Linked DNA regions of Mus musculus: region 1 is linked to region 2. Evidence: chromatin loops called from intact Hi-C (ENCODE). Cell type or tissue: left cerebral cortex. All regions are shown on one strand. Each heading gives the region's core, and the rest is flanking DNA. Links, peaks and the distances in the headings are about the cores only.

Region 1 (8,596 bases), core at 1,958-5,957, 84 kb after region 2:
GTATTTACAAAGACTGGGAAGAGGACCTAAGTGAATGACAATCCTGGGAACAGCCAATTAACTGGTAAATCCCTGTTGTCTGCAAGCTGAACCAGGAGCGAGGGAGGGAGGAGAGAAAGCAGCTGCCGCCCAATTAAACTCAGTGGCTGAGCCGCCCCTGGAGGATTCTCACTTCTGGTTTACCTAAACATATCTGCTTTCTCAGACATCTTAGGGGACTGCTCACAGCAGTAAGCGCTCCACTGATTCCCTTCTTTATTGCTGCTGGCAATTGAGCTAAAATATGCACGCAGAAGAATTGAAAGGATGGACGGGTTATAAGCCCCCAAATTATACCATTTTTGGAGTTTGGGTAGAACGGAGGGAGGCTGCAGGATCTTGTAATACACCAGACTAAAGAACTAGCCACACACCTACAGCCAGCAGCGGGGGAAGGAGGGCACCCACTTAGCAAGTCTCTGAGAATCCAGCCTACCCTTCAGTTAGTGAGTTTGGAGGACCCAGAATGCCTTGCTCTGGAAATGACAGAAAGATTTTGTTATACAATCCTAGGAGTTGAGCATCCTGGACAGCATGTCTTCTTTGTCTGGATGCTACAAATTTTCCAACTCCAATTACTGATCAGAACAGAATCTTCATCTTCAATCCATAAATACCTTTAAGACAGTAGTTCTCACCCTGTGGATTGAATTATGATTTATAACAGTAGCAGAATTGCAGAGTAGAAATGAAACAATTTTAAGTTGGTAGGGGGGAGGGTCACCACAACATGAGGAACGGTATTAAAGGCCTGAAGCATTGGAAGGCTGAGAAGCCAGAAAGGCTTGGTTCCAACCCATACAGCAAGGTCAACTGCAGCTGTCTCTCCGCTGCTCCTGGGTCACCTCAGCCAGCATCTTCTGCTTGTCTTAAAAGAACCCCAATATGCAGTCAAAACCTCCTTGGTGCTCACAATCCTGGGACAATTGTTGAAAAAAATTATTTAATTATTTTACTGTTTATTGCAGATCTGTTGAAACACGTGTGACCTTAGGAAAAAAATCGCCTAGCAGACCTAATGTGCCCATTATTAAGGTCCAGTAACTGAGAGAATTCTCATCCTTCACTTTAATTCTACCCAACTTGAGTTTTTCTGGTGTGTGTAGGAAGGATTATAATATTTTAAAGGGATCCAAATGCAGTCTCCTCTCACCCATCTCTCCTTCTATATTCCTTTAGCATATAGCCTTTTAGTTGTTGTAATATAAGCCCAGTGCCATCATTACCCATAACATTACCTATATTTTCTTTATCTTCTTTATTATATTTATCATGAAATCCAGCCTCGTTCCAAACTCACTGTGTGGCAGAGGATGGCCTTGAACTCCAGACTCTCTTTCTTCCACCTCACAGCTGCTGAGATTAGGGGGACGTGCCATCACATCCGACTCTATGAATTTATAGGATCAAATTTCCAGGTGTCTGCAGCATCTCTGAAATGTCTTTGGTGTGTTTGACTCGCTCAAATTGGAATGTCTGAAAGGATCCATGTCTTGTGTTTGGTTGGGTCACTGATTTCTTACTGTTATGACAAAATGCTGGACAGAAGGCTATAGTCAGTCTTTTATGGTAGGGAAGACATGGACACAGGAGATGAGACAGTTATAGTAACATCGTGCCAGTAGCCAAGAAGCAAAGACAGAAAACCTCCTCTACACAGAATGGTGGTGCCTGTGTTCAGGGTAGGTCTCCCCAAGTCAGTTAAACCGCTCTGGAAACCCCCTTCCGGTTACACCCAAAGCTATGCCTCCTAGATGGTTCTATGTCCTGTCAAGTCCACCATCAAACTTACCCACCACATTTGGTATGTCTCTGTTAATTAACAATGGTTCTCTTTGTTCTTTTAGGACCATTATTTATTGAATAAACTGTATCGCTTCTGCTGCAGAATTTCCCACACTCCGGCTTTGACTCACGGTGTCCTCCTGGTGCCGTGTTCAACATGCTCCCCCAAGCTCATTTCCTGTAAGCTGAGGTTAGAGGCTTGATTACATTCAATATTTCTTCTTGGCAAGAATATTCCACAGGTGGAAGAACATTATGTCCAGCCGTTCCACTTTTAGTGAAATTCGTCAGTGGGTTCAAGTGCTGTGAGCCTGACCTGTCACGCCAAACTCTCCCCCAACTTTTTACCTAATGGTTTGAGCAGCCGACTTGATCGTTGACTGGCTCTGAGTCAGGTGGCTTTTAGTTCCTACGTTCTCCACGAGCTTACTGTGGTTCTACAGAGAAGATATTTTCTTATAAACTACGTAGTTACTGAAAAATACACTCGGTCCAGGAAGAGGTATAGTAACTTTATTGTTTCCTTTTCTTTTCACTTTACAAATTTTTCTTTGTTTTATGTGTGTGAGTTTTAGTCTGCATAAATGTGTACATACTACAGCATGCATAGTGCACCCAGGGATGCTGGAGAAGGGCACTGGATACCCTGGGATTAGAATTACAGTTGTGCAGGTGCTAGGAAGTTAACTTGGGTCCCTTGGAAGAGCCAGTGCTCTTAACCAATGAACCATTTCTCTCTAATCCCTACTTTTCTTTCCCTTTTTCCTTCTTTCTTTCCTTCCTTCCTTCCTTCCCTCTCTCCCTTCCTCTTCCTTCCTTCCTTTCTCCCTCCTTCCTTCCCTCCCTCCCTCCTTCCTTCATCTTCTCTTTCTCTTTCTCTTTCTCTTTCTCTTTCTCTTTCTCTTTCTCTTTCTCTTTCTCTTTCTCTTTCTCTTTCTCTTTCTCTTTCTCTTTCTCTTTCTCTTTCTCCTCCTCTTCTCCTTCTCCTTCTTCTTTTCTTCTCTCTCTCTCTCTCTCTCTCTCTCTCATCAGAATCTCATTATTGTAGCCCTAGCTGGCTTAGACTTCACTATGTAGACCAGGCTAGCCACAAGTTCAAAAGCGATTCTTCTGCCTCCCAAATACTGGGATTAAAGGCATGTGCCACCCACAACAACTGGCTAAATTTTCATTTTATCTCAACAATTGATGCTTTAAGATTCCCCAAAGGACAAAAGATGACGTTTTCTTTCTTGTAGAGGAAGGATAGTATGGTCTCATAAATCTTTACAGTTTGGTGTTGCTGAATCTAGTCAAGTTACTTTTTCTCATGCTCAGGGCTCTGTCCTCTGGGGCCCATCAAAGTCACTGTCCATTGGTTCTTCTGTGCTGTGTTGTATTTGTTTGACATGATGTAATAGTCTCAGTAAGTTCCTTGAGTTCAGAGGAAACAGGAGATAATCCCCTCTTGGGCCTCAGATTTACAATTAGCCACATCTCCAAGGGGACCTGACTCTCTTTAATGGAAAACAGTAGATGTTACAATCTTGTCTCTAGGGTCTCTTGTTGCTCATCTATCCTGGGCATTTTCAGTGGACAGAACTCAGAAATGCACATTATTTAGAGAATGAAAACATGAGTTATGAACTTATCTAAGTAAAGATTCTTTTAAAGAATGTTTTATGTGTGTGGGTGTTTTGCCTGCCTGTATGTATGTGTACCATATGCATGTCTGGTGCCCATGGAGATCAGAATAGGGCCTTGGATTCCCTGGAAATGGAGTTAAAGATAGTTGGAACCACCATGTGGGCTCTATAAACTGAGCCCAGGATTTCTGCAAGAACAGCTAATGTCTTAACTACTGAGCCATCTTTCCAGTCCAAATTTAAGTAAAAATTTACATTAAAAATACACTTTATTTATTTATTTGTAGGGGGAATGCTTGCTTGTGAGATCAGAAGACAACCCATACATGTGTCCTAGGACCGAACTCAGGTTATCAGGATTGGTGGCAAGTGACCCCACTCATTGAGCCAACTTGCCAGCCTGATTATGGTTTTGTTTGCTTTTATTTTGTATCCAGTTTCTCTTGTGTGTTTGTCTCTCTCTCCACATCAGCAAATTGGTGTAAAAAACTTTGACCAGCACTAATGGTACTGAAGAGATCTAAGGATTCTTTGTGTCTACGTTTGTTTTCAGGATACAGTGATTCAAAGTCATTTTAAAATTCTGCTCTTTCATCTATAGAATCAACTTGATAAACCGCTCAGTCAGTTTTCAACTTAAAAAAAATTTTACTTCCAATTTTTAATCACATCTTAGATTGTCTTATGCCAGGCTGTGTGTCTGCCTCACTGCTGGGGTGTCTGAGCACCACCGGCAAGCTGCTCAGGGGAGGTACAACACAGTCCTTAATAGGAGTCCCAGTCCATGTTTTCCTGGGTGAGAAATATCGGAGTCTGAGACAGATGCTATGGTTCCTGCTCTCCTGTGTACCCAGACTCCCTCAGGGCATCTATCTGCCAGAAAGGAAGGGGCTAACTGAGCCCTGGATAGGGGTGGAATCCAATTTGGTCCTGTGTGGAGAGTAGGGAGGGGCTGGAAGAGAGAAGGCCTCCTCAGGGTGATTTGGGAGCAGATCTTTAACGATGAAGGCCTCCTCCTATACTCACCATGCAACCCCCCTCCCCCATCCTTGATGAAGGAGATAGCCCTTGCTTGTCCAAACTGTTTTATTAGATGGTGGATGTATGTACCTTACTCAGGGTGCACCAGGGATTTTTTGCAGGAAGGATGCCCAGGAAGGGAAGCTCATTGATTAAACACTCGGGGCCTACCTAGATCCCTCAGTATCATGGAGAACGCCAGGTTTTCATGTTACATGACTAATTGTCATGGTCCTCTCAGTGGGGTGTCATGGTTACATGTTCCAGATCAGGTAGTTTGACAGGGAGCTGGTTCCATACCTGCCGTTCTCAATTCTAAAATTCCCCAGGGGTTGAGCCTGCTCAACCTCACAGTTCTTCTGTCTGGCGACACAGTCCACTTGCCCCACAGTCTTAGTTGGGGTTTCCATTGCTGTGAAGAGACACCATGACCATGGTGACTCTTATAAAGTAAAATGTTTAATTGGGACTGGCTTACAGTTTCAGAGGTTCAGTCCATTATCATCATGACGGGAGGCATGGCAGTTTGCAGACAGACTTGGTGCTGGAGGAACTGGGAGTTCTACATTTTGATCTGAAGGCAGTCAAGAGAGAGTGTCTCTTCCACTTGAGCAGTAGAGCTTGAGCACTAGGAGCCTTCAAAATCTGTCTACACAGTGACACACTTCCTCCATCAAGGGCATGCCTCCTAATAGTGCTGCTTCCCATAGGCCAAGCATACTCAAACCACTACATAGATATACAAAAAATGGTGAAGGTACCACTGAGTTACCCTACCTCAGCCCCAGGCCATTACTTGTAAATCATCGTATGGGTGCTGGGGATTGAACTCAGGACCTTACCCTTGTATGGCAGACACTTTACCAATGGATCCTTTCTCTACCTTCTAAGCCCTGGGATTATGTCATACATTATAGGCAAGCGCTCTACCAACTGAGCTACATCCACACCCTAAACTCTTGAATAACATTTTTAGTGAGTCTGGAGCTCTGTGTCTTGGGAAAGAAGACCAGGATTAAAGTGCCACTTTCTTCAAGTTCTATCAAGGGTCCATACTATTAATGTGACCTACTGCTATTGATTTTTTAAAAATAAAATTTGAAGTTGGCCTACAAAATAACATGTCTTGTTTCTGTAAAACAGTGAGTTTTGTTATAGCATCTGTGTGTGTGTGTGTGTGTGTGTGTGTGTGTGTGTGTGTGTGTGTATGTGTGTGTACTTTGTTTAATTTCATTCCTTTACCTCCAGGGCTCCTCTCCCCAGCTGGTTCCCTTCCTTTCTACACATTGTCACCCCTTGAACTTTCATATCACATGTATTCAAATTCCCTAACACCCTCTTTTCTCACCTCTGATGCTAACATCAACCCCCTCACTGAGTAGCGCTTGTCAGATTTCGCTGCTCATTTTCCTTCCTCAGGGCATCCATGGGAAGATGAGGTCACTATGTAGAGTCCTCAGCTAAGGGGTTCATCTCTTCAGGGCTGGAGACTCACACAGATTGCTTAGAATGGGAAACCCTTTCCTTTATGTTTATTTATTTATTAAAATTGTATGTCTGTGTGGCAAGATGGTTCAGTGGGTAAGGGTGTTTTCTGTCAAACCTGGTGACCTGAGTTTGATCCAAGAATCCATGAGGTGGAGAAAGCCAAGTCCTGCAAGTTGTTCTCTGATCATGCTCATAACACATGCATGCACACATACACATACACACACACCCAAATAAACAAAAAAAACAGTTTAATTGTTTTTTTTTCAACATATACTCTAATGTATTAATTGAAGCTTGCAGTTACTATGCAGGTTTGACCTCTGGGAGCTTTTCAGTTTGTCTCTTGTCCCTTAGATATATCTCCATAATGTCTTTTAAAAATAGCACTTTCTTACTCTCTGTCACTGTCAGATGTGCTGGGACTGTCTTCTGCATTTCTTGTCCCATTAGAACCTCTGAGAAGCCCTGGTTCCTTTGATTGGAGAATGGTATTAGACACTGTGATCTGAATGGTCTGTTGCTTGTTGCTATGGGGCCCAACATAACACGGAAAGAGAGGTCTGTGCAGCAACCTGTGTGCAGACCCAGTGGTGGATATTTCTATGCATGCCCATCCCTGTCTATATTAAGCTAAGCTTGAGTTCACAGGAGCAGCTCTAGCTCCAGGCTGTCTCCACATGAATCCTTCTGGCCTCCTCTAGCTCTAGCAGGGAGGCCTCTCCACGCTGCTTACAGAACTGTTCAAGCTTTGCCATTTATGTTTGCTTGTTTGTTTGTTTTTAATGTTTTCTTTCATGTTTTAAAAGCTACATTTATTTATTCTCTCTGTGTGTGTATGTGTGTGGGTGTGTGCATGCCACAGCACACATGTGGACAACAGAGCAAAATGGGTGATACTTGGTTCTCTTTGTCCACCATGTAGGTCCTGGGGATTGAAATCAGGTCATCAAGGCTTGGTGGCAAGGGCCCTTACACACTGAGCCATCTTACTGGTCCCTTAATTTTATTTTGAACTGGATAAGATAATTGATTCTAATAAAATAATTATAAAAAATAAGTTAGGACTATAAACTATAAAAGGATGTATTGGGGCAGATCTCACCACCCCTCCCCCACCTTTCCCTTCATACATAACACTTTTCATTATTTTACAGTTTAATCTTCCATTATTTCCTTTTGAAAATATAAGCGAATAGGTAATTACATCCACTCGATTCTTGCACAAATGATGTCTGCCGTTTGCGTTTTCCTTCACTTTGCTTTGTCCACTCAGCAACAGATCCTGAAGAGCGTTCAGGACAGCCAGGAGTAATCGCCCCTCATTCCTGTCAGGAGTGATCGCCCCTCATTCCTGCCCAGGCCCCTTTGATATGGCTGCTCTGCAGTGATCTAACCAGGCCTCTATTGATTGACACTGGGTTTCTTCAGACTTGCTTTCATAAATAGCACAGCGAGAATAGCTTTGAACATGCAGCACTTGGGATTCTTGCCAGTGCATCTTCAGGATGGATTCCCAAAAGTGAGATTACTGGGCCAAAAAGAATGTATGTGTAATACCGTTAGATGCTGCCAAATTTTTCTCTGTAAGGGCTGCATCATTTACATCCCCATCGGCAGCATGAGAAAGGTTCCTTCCCATACAGCTTTGTCCAAATGTGGCCCTGTGTTTGGATGTTTGCTTATCTGACAGGTAACAAATAGTAACACAAAGAGATTCTATTAGTCAGTCTGTCTGTCTGTCTATCTACCTATCTATATCAATCTCTGTTTCTACATACTTATCACTTATCTTCTTATCTATCATTTATCAGTTATCTATCTACTTGTATCTTCTACCTTTTATTTGTCTATCATCAATTTAATAATAGAATTAATCTGTCATTTGTAATTGATCTTTTCTCTATATGCTTACAATATATCTTCTATTAATCTGTCACCTATCTATCTATCTATCTATCTATCTATCTATCTATCTATCTACCTATCTATCTTCCCATACCTCTTATGACAGTGAGGTCAAACACCTTCTCTATTATTTAAGTGCCATGTATGTGTTTCTTAGTTTGTGAGCCCCCCCGCCCCCCCCCCCCGCCCCCGCTTTCTGGCTTGAGAGCCACTGCCGTGACAAATGCAAGAAAGTATGGAAAGCCAGTCTCTCTCTGGAAGGAATGCTTGGAGCTCTCACAAGACAACAGAAATGCACAGCACGCACTCAAGTTTTAAAGTTCTGGGACAAATGAAATGTTTAGGCAGCTCAGAGAAAAAAAGACAACTGTAAAGTAATTAGGGAAAACTCCGCGGAGGAGGGGTTTGAGTTGGGATTTGGAAGATATCTGGGGTAGCAGAATCAGGGAGACAGGGAAGGCTGGAGTAGCAAGTCCTAGTAAGGTGCAAGGGAAGGAACTACTTCCCTTTAGGCTTCCTGGGCTCCATCGCAGCCTCCTTGGTCAGCTGGTTTCATCGTTTTCAGCTGTGCAGCCAGGGAGGTAATAATAACATCTATCTCAGAAGGCTTTTGTGAGAACTGATACAGCCTCCTCCTGTATCTGCAGAGGATTGACCCCATGACTGCTGATGCTGAAGTCCCTGGGAGGGGATGGTGGTGGAGTTGCCATTGTGTGCTCCATGCCACCCTA
Region 2 (8,596 bases), core at 1,821-5,820:
TACTGGAGACTGAATCGATAGCCTCATTATGCTAGGCAGGTGCAGGTGCTGGACTACTGAGCCACATCCCAGCCCCCCACCCCCCTTCTGTTTGGAACACCACCGGTATTCAGATGGACGTAATGTGGAATCTGTAGATCACGTTCAGAAGTGTGGACAGTTTCACTGGATGAACTCTTCCAGTCAGCAAACATAAGAAACCTTTTGTTTTTCATTTTCTTTCATAGAGTCTCTTGACTTTGTTTTTTTTTTTTTTTTTTTTCTCTTTGGACTATAAAATTCTTTTCCCTCAAATCAATATTTTTTTTTAAAGTGACTTTTCTAAGTGGGCCAGTGACTGACTAGTGTGTTTAACTCCTGTTACACTGACAGGATTAAAAGCAAGCCCAGTTCTCCCATTCATGCCTCAGAGTAGTAACAAAGGGTGTATTCCTTGGGAATATAGAAATGGTTATTTTGCTGTTTTAGTATGCAGAGTTGAATTCATATATCTAACACACACACACACACACACACACACACTATACACACATAAACCCCTCCGAGAGAGAGAGAGAGAGAGAGAGAGAGAGAGAGAGAGAGAGAGAGAGAGAGAGTTTTTAAGCTAGGAAAAAAAGAGTTTGCCTCTCATGACTCGTGCCCTTTACCTACATTCTGACCTTCCGCCTCACCTAATATTACCCCATTTTCTAAGTTCTAGGCTATACCCATACTTAATACCTGTTCACATATATTCATGTATATATTCTAGGCTATAGCTCCTATATGAGGAAGAATTTTCTTTTCTTTCTTTTGTGGTCTTCTGGAGTTTAAGATTATGTTCCCTTAATGTTACACTTTTGAGATCCATTCATCTCCTGCAAGTTTCATGCTCTTTACAGCAGAATAATACCCTATTTTGTACATGAAGCACATTTTCATTACCCGTTCTCCTGCTGCTGGACATGCAGGCTGGTTGCGTAAGCACATGAACGTGCAGGCATCTCTGAGGTAGGACATGGAGTTCTTTGGGCCAAGGCCTAGGAATGGTATAGGCAGGTTATATGGTAATTCTATTTTTCCTTTTTTTTTTTGAGACTCTGATCTGATTCCCACAGTGGTTGTTTCAGTCTGCCCTCCCACCGGCAGCAAACGAGGCTTCTTTTCCCCCCACATTCTTACCAACATCTGTTGTCGAATTTCTATTTATTTATTTTGGTTTTTTGAAACAGGGTTTCCCTGTATAGCCCTGGCTGTCCGGAAACTCACTCTGTAGACCAGGTTGGCCTCGAACTCAGAAATCTGCCTGCTTCTGCCTCCCAAGTGCTGGGATTAAAGGCGTGTGCCACCACTACCTGGCTCTTTTTATTTTTTAAGATTTAGTTTTATCTTATGTGTATGAGTATTTCGTCTATGTGTATGTGTGTGTGCCACATGCGTGCCTGGCTTCCATAGAGGCCAAAAGAGAGCGGCAGACTCCCTGTAACTGCAGTTACAGATGGCTATAAGCCACGATGGGGGGGGGGGGCGCTAGGACACAAACCCAGGTCCTCTACAGGAGCAGCCAGTGAGCCATCTCTCCAGACTTGAGGTCAGGCTTTACATGAAAGAATGGGGAATGGAGTAGAGAAATATTTTTAGATTGGCTTTGGGGAGAGTGGGTTCTGGTTTCCATAGCTTCCCCAGGAGGAACTGAAGGGGAAGAGGCAAGAGGGCAGGAGAAAGTCAGGGCGAAGCTCCACCAGAAGGGGTCTAACAAGTCTTGGCGGTGATCCAGGTCTTGATACTGGGAGAAATGCCAGTAGGTCACTGCCACCGTTGGCCTTCTGGAATAATCCAGCGTCTGGGAGGGAGCGTGCCCACCACCTTCCCTGTGTTGTGTCCCGCAAATCGGGCGTGGGGGGGGGGGGTCAGGAAGAAAAACAATCTGACCCTTCCGGCCATCGCAGAAGGGAAGCTTCACACACTGGGCAGTTTCCTCAGAAGGGAAATGACCTGAGGTTGGAGCAATGCAGGACAGCCTGAAAGACATCTGCTCAAGCAGGGCCTGGGGGGGGGGGGGGGGGGCGGGGGAGGGGAAGGGGGAAGGAAGAGCCACAGGTGGCGTGAGGGGCAGGCCTCTTTCTGGGACTGCATATGAAAGGTCAGCTAGCCACCCTGAGGGAGACAGGGACCAGGAAGAGGACTGTCTGACAGGGGCCTTTTAGCTCAACCCCTTTTCTCCAGAGTTGTTTTGAAGTGGAATGGAGGTTGGAAGAGCCCAGCACCGACTCCTCTAAAGTGTAAAAGGGTTTTTATTTTTCCCCCCAACAGGCTTTTGTAATCAAACGAGATAGGAGCAAAAACATGATAATAAACGAACCGAACGAACAAACAGCTGTTTTCTCAAAGGCTTTATCATCCCAGGTCCCCGTTTGGCCTAAGTTTTCTCAGTGTTCTCTATACTCGGCAGCTGGGTGGGCGTCTGTGGGAGGTAGGAAGGAGAGGGTAGTGCTTTGAAACAGAACTAGGTCAGAGCTGGTACTTAACCAGTGTGTAGATGCTGGAGATCTGCGGCTCCTTTCCCCTGGCTTCTGGAGGAAGTTCTGGAGAGACTGTAGGAGGGAGGGAGGAGGGTCAGACTCCAGATGTTTCTCCTGCGCTCCCCGTGGTTTCTGCTCACAGAAGTCCCTCGGAGGTAAGGGAGATTGCCCTGTTCTTTTTTTAGCTGAGAGTGAAGTCCTCTGCCTCTGTTGGCGTGGATCTCAGTTTCTCCCTTCAGACTCCAGGTACCAGGCGTGTGCTGGGCAACTTGCCGGCATTCAGGAAAAACACATAAACCTTCCCATTCGGCATTTGAGCACCTGAAGTTCAAACAGAGCTTAGAGAAGGCAGAGGAGAGGACATAGCTTCTGTAGGTTAACCCCAGACATTGTTTTCTCCTGGGAGAAGGGAGCCATGATGTAAAAAGCCACGTTTGTCCTATTGGACGTACTTGAGACTATTTTTTTCCTTACATTTATTTATGGAACAGAGAAGGAAGAACCCCAGGTTCTCATACCATGACACGATGTAGAGACTAGAGGACAACCCATGGGAATCCGTTCTCTCCTTCCACCATTTGGGGGCCAGGGGATTGAACTCGGGTCTTCAGGCTTGGCAGCTAGCAACCTTTACTGGTTGAGACATCTCACTGGTCCCACATTTGGTATGTATGAAGACCAAGAATATTTTTGAAGGACTCTCAAGAAATCTGTTATGCCGGGAGAGTTGCAGGTGGTGAGGGCTGACTCAGTTGGTGGCAGGGTAGAGAGGAAGACTTTGTCTGTAGCCTCTTTGTTTTTCAAGTAACAAACATGATTTTTAAAACAATAATTATGAATAGTGTGTGTGTGTGAAATGTCTGAGCATGGGCATATGCATGTCGTATGTGTGTGTGTGTATGTGTATGTGTATAGAGGACAGAGAACAACTTTGTTATTTCTTCCTCTATTGCCATGTGAGTTCCAGGGACCAAAGCTACTGTGCCATCGCTCCAGTCCCCACAAACACAATGTTTTAGAGCAGTTTTGGAGATGAGGTGTGAATTGGTGGCAGAGTAGTTACATCCAACCCAGTCCCCACACGTGGACCACTTTCCATAGGCACCCCAGGTTAGAGTGCCCCATTCATTACCATTGACAGGTCTACACTGCTACATCACTGTCACTAGAGCCAGAGTGCGAGCTTATTCATGGTTGCTGTACCTTCTAGGACTCCTTCATGGCTTACTCTTCTCTGCAAGACCAGAGAAAGCTCAGCTTCTCAAACTGAGTCAGGTCCAGAAGGGAGTGAATAACTGGGTCACTGAAAAATTCGCCAAAGCAAAGGATTTCTGAATGTATAGAAAGCAAAAATTCACTCAGAAATCTAACTTGGGCAAATCTGAGGTGTTTCTGGGAGGTCACATGGCGCTGCATCATATAACTTCCCTGTACCAAAGGCAAATATCATTGGATTATGTTGTGTTGGGATGTTTCTTTGGAAAAACTTTCTGTCTTGAGTTTGGGATTAGGAAAGAATTTCGAGCAATTTCTGAAACTTTTGTTGTATGGTATTTAGAATGCATTTAGTATGCATAATATATGCAAAGTGACATTCTTAGCATTGACTGTAAAATCAAAATATCAAGGAACTCTGGAAGCCCTTCATGTTCTCTCTCATGCAGCATCAAATATTTAGGTCAAGTTTTAATCCTCTATGTAAAAATAAATATGCATATTCTCTCATTGGTATGCAAATTCGATTTAGTCTTTAAATTATAAAATAATATAACTCTCAAATAATTTTTAAGATACATTTATGATTTATTGTCAGTAATTGATTAATATACCTGTTTTATATACAAATACATTCAGAATCGCATGAAAATTTCTTCTGGAAAAGCAGTCATGATTGGAGAAGGTTTGAGATGCCATGATCGAGAGTTCTTCCCTGCCCTGTGGCCAGCATGGTTCTCAAGAAAGGCTGCCAGGGGCCTGGGAAGATGGTGGTGTGGTGGTAAAGATTGCGCTGCAGAAGCCTGAGGCTCCGAGTTTAGAACCCTAAAGCCCACGTGAATGCTGGATGGGCATGGATGTAATTGTTCCAGCCTCAAAGGGGGAAAAAAAAAAAAAAGGAAAATCCCCAAGCAAGCTGCCTAGGAAGACTAGTTATATCAGTGAGCTTTGGGTTTGATTGAGAGGTCCTGCCTCAATAAGGTGGAAGGGACATCAACCTCTTATCTCCATGTACACACACATACACACACACACACACACACACACACACACACACACAGAGAGAGAGAGAGACATATACATGTGCACATACATGTGAAGAATGGAAAAAAGAAAAGAGTAGTTCTACTATCCTTAAGGGATATATGTTCTAAGAGGTCCAGTGGATACCTGAAACCTATATATGTTATTTCTGGTCCCACATATTTATGATAAAATTTAATTTACAAATTAGATGTGATAAGAGATAAGAAGACCTAACAATAACATGGAACAATCATTACACTATACTACAATAGACAGTCTCTCTGCCCATCCCCCTTAATACATCTTATTGTAGGCCAATGGATGGCTCCGAACGCAAAGACTCTTGCTACCAAACCTAAAGACTTGAGTTCAATCCCAGAACCCACCTAGAAGAACTAACTCCTGCAGGTTGTCCTCTGACCTTCACATATATGCTGTGGCATGCACCACACAAATAAACTGCCCATCTGGTTTATTTTATATGTTTATGTGTTTGGGTGTTTTTCCAGCATGTTTGTCTGGTGTCATGTGCTTGCAGTGTTCACGGAGGCCAAAAGAAGCCTTTGGATGCCCTGGAGCTGTGTTTACAGAAGGATGTGAGCCACTGTGTAGGTGCTGAAAATCAAACCCAGTTCTCTACAAGAAGAACTAGTATTCCTAATGGCTGAGCCATCTCTCCAGTCCCTTCTTGAGAAATTCTATGTCTATGTCCACAGGAGCTATTGTGCAGTCATTTTTGTTTCTTGTAGACACTGGTTTTGGTAGTGTGGTCATATTGGCTTCATGGGGTGAGTGAAGAAACATTCCTGCTCAGAAACTAAAGATAGTTGGTATGGGGGGGTTCCTTAAACATCTCGTGAAACCCACTGGGTAGTCCATTCAGTTAGTTTATCGTCGATTCAACTTCATTCATACACAAAATGTTCAGATTTGTCAGGTTGTTCTGACATGAATTTCTCTCTTCCGAGGACTCAACCCACGTCACTGAGGTTGTCACACACAGACACTGAGCTGTTTGTGGTATTTCTCCATTATTCTTTTAATGCCTGTAAGAACTGAGGTGATAACCTCCCTTCATCTCTGACGTCATTGACCTATAGCTTCTCTTCCTCATGGTCTGGCTAAAGGCTTATGCATTTTACTGATCTTTTCAAAGAATCAGCTTCTAGTTTTACTGGCTTTCTCTGCTGATTTCCTGTTCACAGTTTTCTTTTTCTTTTCTTTTCTTCTCTCTTTTTTCCTTCTTTCCTTCCTTCCTTCCTTTCTTTCTTTCTTTCTTTCTTTCTTTCTTTCTTTCTTTCTTTCTCTCTCTCTCTCTTTCTTTCTCTTTCTCTTCTTCTTCTTCTTCTTCTTCTTCTTCTTCTTCTTCTTCTTCTTCTTCTTCTTCTTCTTCTTCTTCTTCTTCTTCTCCTCCTCCTCCTCCTCCTCCTCCTCCTCCTCCTCCTCCTCCTCCTCCTCCTCCTTCTTCTTCTGATACAGGGTTTTGCCATGATACCCCAGGCTGGCCTCAAATTCCTGGGTTCAAGTGATCCTCCTGCCTCAGCCTCCTAAGTGTTAGGTCTGGAAGAAATCAAGGACAAATGGGTAACTGAGGAGCCTAGTAACATATCAAAGTAGACAGTGGCCGCCAGGCTCTCTCCGCATCTCAAGTACCTGTTTCAGAGGCCTGACCCCTCTCAGCACTTCCTACCCACCACCTCACCACCTTCTTCTCCCACCCCATCCCTCCTTTCCTCACCCTCCACTCTAAACCTCTCCAGACCCAGCTTCCTTCCCTCCCCCAGCTTCTCTTTCCTATAAAACGCCACCATTTTGACCATGATTTACCCTCATGGTTTTCTTGCCCTTTTGGTTTTCTTTAGTTTCTCTCTTTCTCCTCTCCCTCTCCTGCCTCATTCTCCACTCATGGCCCAGTCTATTCCGAAGGCCATGTTCAGTCTGGAACCTTCCAGATGCCTCTGGTCATTCTCTCCCTCGTGTCTACAAGAAAACCCTTCTCCTCAATCATACCTAGGAGTGGCCCGGTCCTCATTTTTATACAGTAAGTGACTAAGGCCTCCGGCACACACGGCTGAGCCCACATTATTTCTTTTCTTCTGTTTGTTTGTTTGTTTGTTTGTTTATAGATAGGGTCTCACTATGTAACCCTCACTGAATGGAACTCACTGTGTAGATGAGGCCTGTGTCTCCCAGTGCTGGGATTAAAGGCATGCTCTTGTGCCCAGCTTCTCCTGTTGACTTTAAACGAAGCTCAGATGACTGGTTTACTATTCCTTTGTTGCCAAAACACATTCGGTGCCATCCTCCCTCCCACCCGTCCCATGCCAGCTTCCCAGCACTTTTGCTGCATCCTGCACATTTTTGTTTTATTTCAGATGCTTGGACATTTCTCATGTTACTTCATCTCTGACCCATGTGTTATTGTAAGTGTGCTGTTTATTGTACAGCTGTGTTGGTATTTTCTAGCTGTCTTTCTGCTATAGATGTCTAGTTTCTATTTCCTTGTAGCCTGGGAACACGGGCTGTATGATTTCTGTTCTTTTAAATGTATTCAGGTTTGCTTTAGAGCCCCAAAGGTGCTAGATCTCAGCACTGTCTCTTAAGGGCTCTGAGAGGAACGTGGCTTCCCCCGCGGTTGGATGAAGTAGTTGGTTGAAGTCATTGGGATCCAGTTGGCTGATGGTGTTGTTAGTCTGTCTTTGTCTGTCTCTCTGCTGTATTTCTGTCTGTCTCAGCTTCCTTTTCAGCTTCCAACTCTAGAAGGATTAAGTAGATTACGCCCAACTGTTTTCCTCGCTTCTTTCCTTCCTTCTTCCCTCCTCTTTCCCTCTCTCCCTTTCTTCTTTCCATGCTGGGATGAAACGATGTCTCAAGCATACTCAGTTAACAAGCTACCATTTAGTTACACCCTCCTCCTAACACTCACCTCTTAGAAGAAGAACGAATTCATATAAAATATGAAAAAAAATCTATATTTTGGCCTGGGCAAGTATCAGTTCATGCCAGTGTCTTGTCCCTTCTGTCTGTGGTGACAGCTCATGAGACTTGAAAGGCCCCTGAGGCAGAGTGACATCCCTACCTATCAAGAGCATCTCTTCTACCCGCTGACTGCTGCTTGGGCAAGAGCATGAACTGTGGTGCTTCTAGAATCCCTGGTAAGAGTTGAGATGTGAGGGGGTCGTGTCCTTAGCTTTATCCCACGTTTTAAACTGAAGTTGGGATTTCTTTATCTTGAACATCTCAGAAAGGGGAGGGCTCAGGGTGACTGACAGTCTGCAGAGTCTGTAGAGAAGGAAGCACCAGAGTGGTATAGGCCTGTTACCATCTAAGGTTGTCACAGTAAACACTACAAAACTGGTGTCTTAACAACAACAGATGTTTATTCTCCTTGGTTCGAGAGGTGTGAGTCTAAGGGTCCAGGTGTCAGCAGGGCTGGGAGTTTTTGGACTCTGGGGAAGATCTGTCTCTGCTGCTTTCCAGCTGCAGGTGGCTGCTGACATTCCTTGGAGATGCTTGACTTGGAGATACATCATTCTAGTCTCTGCCTCTCTCCTCATTGGCAATGCATATGCCTCTGGGTCTCTTCTATCTATGCTCCTAAAAACACTAGTCCTTGGACCAGGGCCCACCTTTTTAAACTAATTACATTTGCAAAGATCCCCTTTCTGAATGTGGTCACTGACCCAGGTCCTGAACATGCCAGATCCTGCTGAGTGATAAAATTAAAACCACACTACACTGTTTCTTTTTGTTGTTTTTGTGTTTTATTTTGTTTTTTGTTTTTGAGACAGGGTTTTTCTGTGTAGCCCTGGCTGTCTTAGCACTTGCTCTGTAGACCAGGCTGACCTTGAACT

What was found. Peaks named below come from ENCODE experiments on the same cell type or tissue, not always from the same donor. Only the 100,000 strongest peaks of a DNase experiment are listed, where the experiment ranks them.
Region 1: a loop joins it to region 2, with 2.5 times the contacts of the local background. A loop is called at or near these places in 1 of 42 quality-filtered maps.

Annotation. Positions count from the first base shown.
Region 1 is chr3:104,341,265-104,349,860 of GRCm38, reverse strand. No RefSeq gene overlaps it. Among named protein-coding and RNA genes, the nearest start is that of Gm5546, 15 kb to the left of the region's middle. In left cerebral cortex, for the core only: no CTCF peak of the experiment used is centred there; a DNase peak (open chromatin) is centred at 3,554.
Region 2 is chr3:104,425,240-104,433,835 of GRCm38, reverse strand. No RefSeq gene overlaps it. Among named protein-coding and RNA genes, the nearest start is that of Gm38412, 20 kb to the right of the region's middle. In left cerebral cortex, for the core only: no CTCF peak of the experiment used is centred there; DNase peaks (open chromatin) are centred at 2,480 and 3,688; H3K4me3 peaks cover 572 bases; H3K27ac peaks cover 1,159 bases.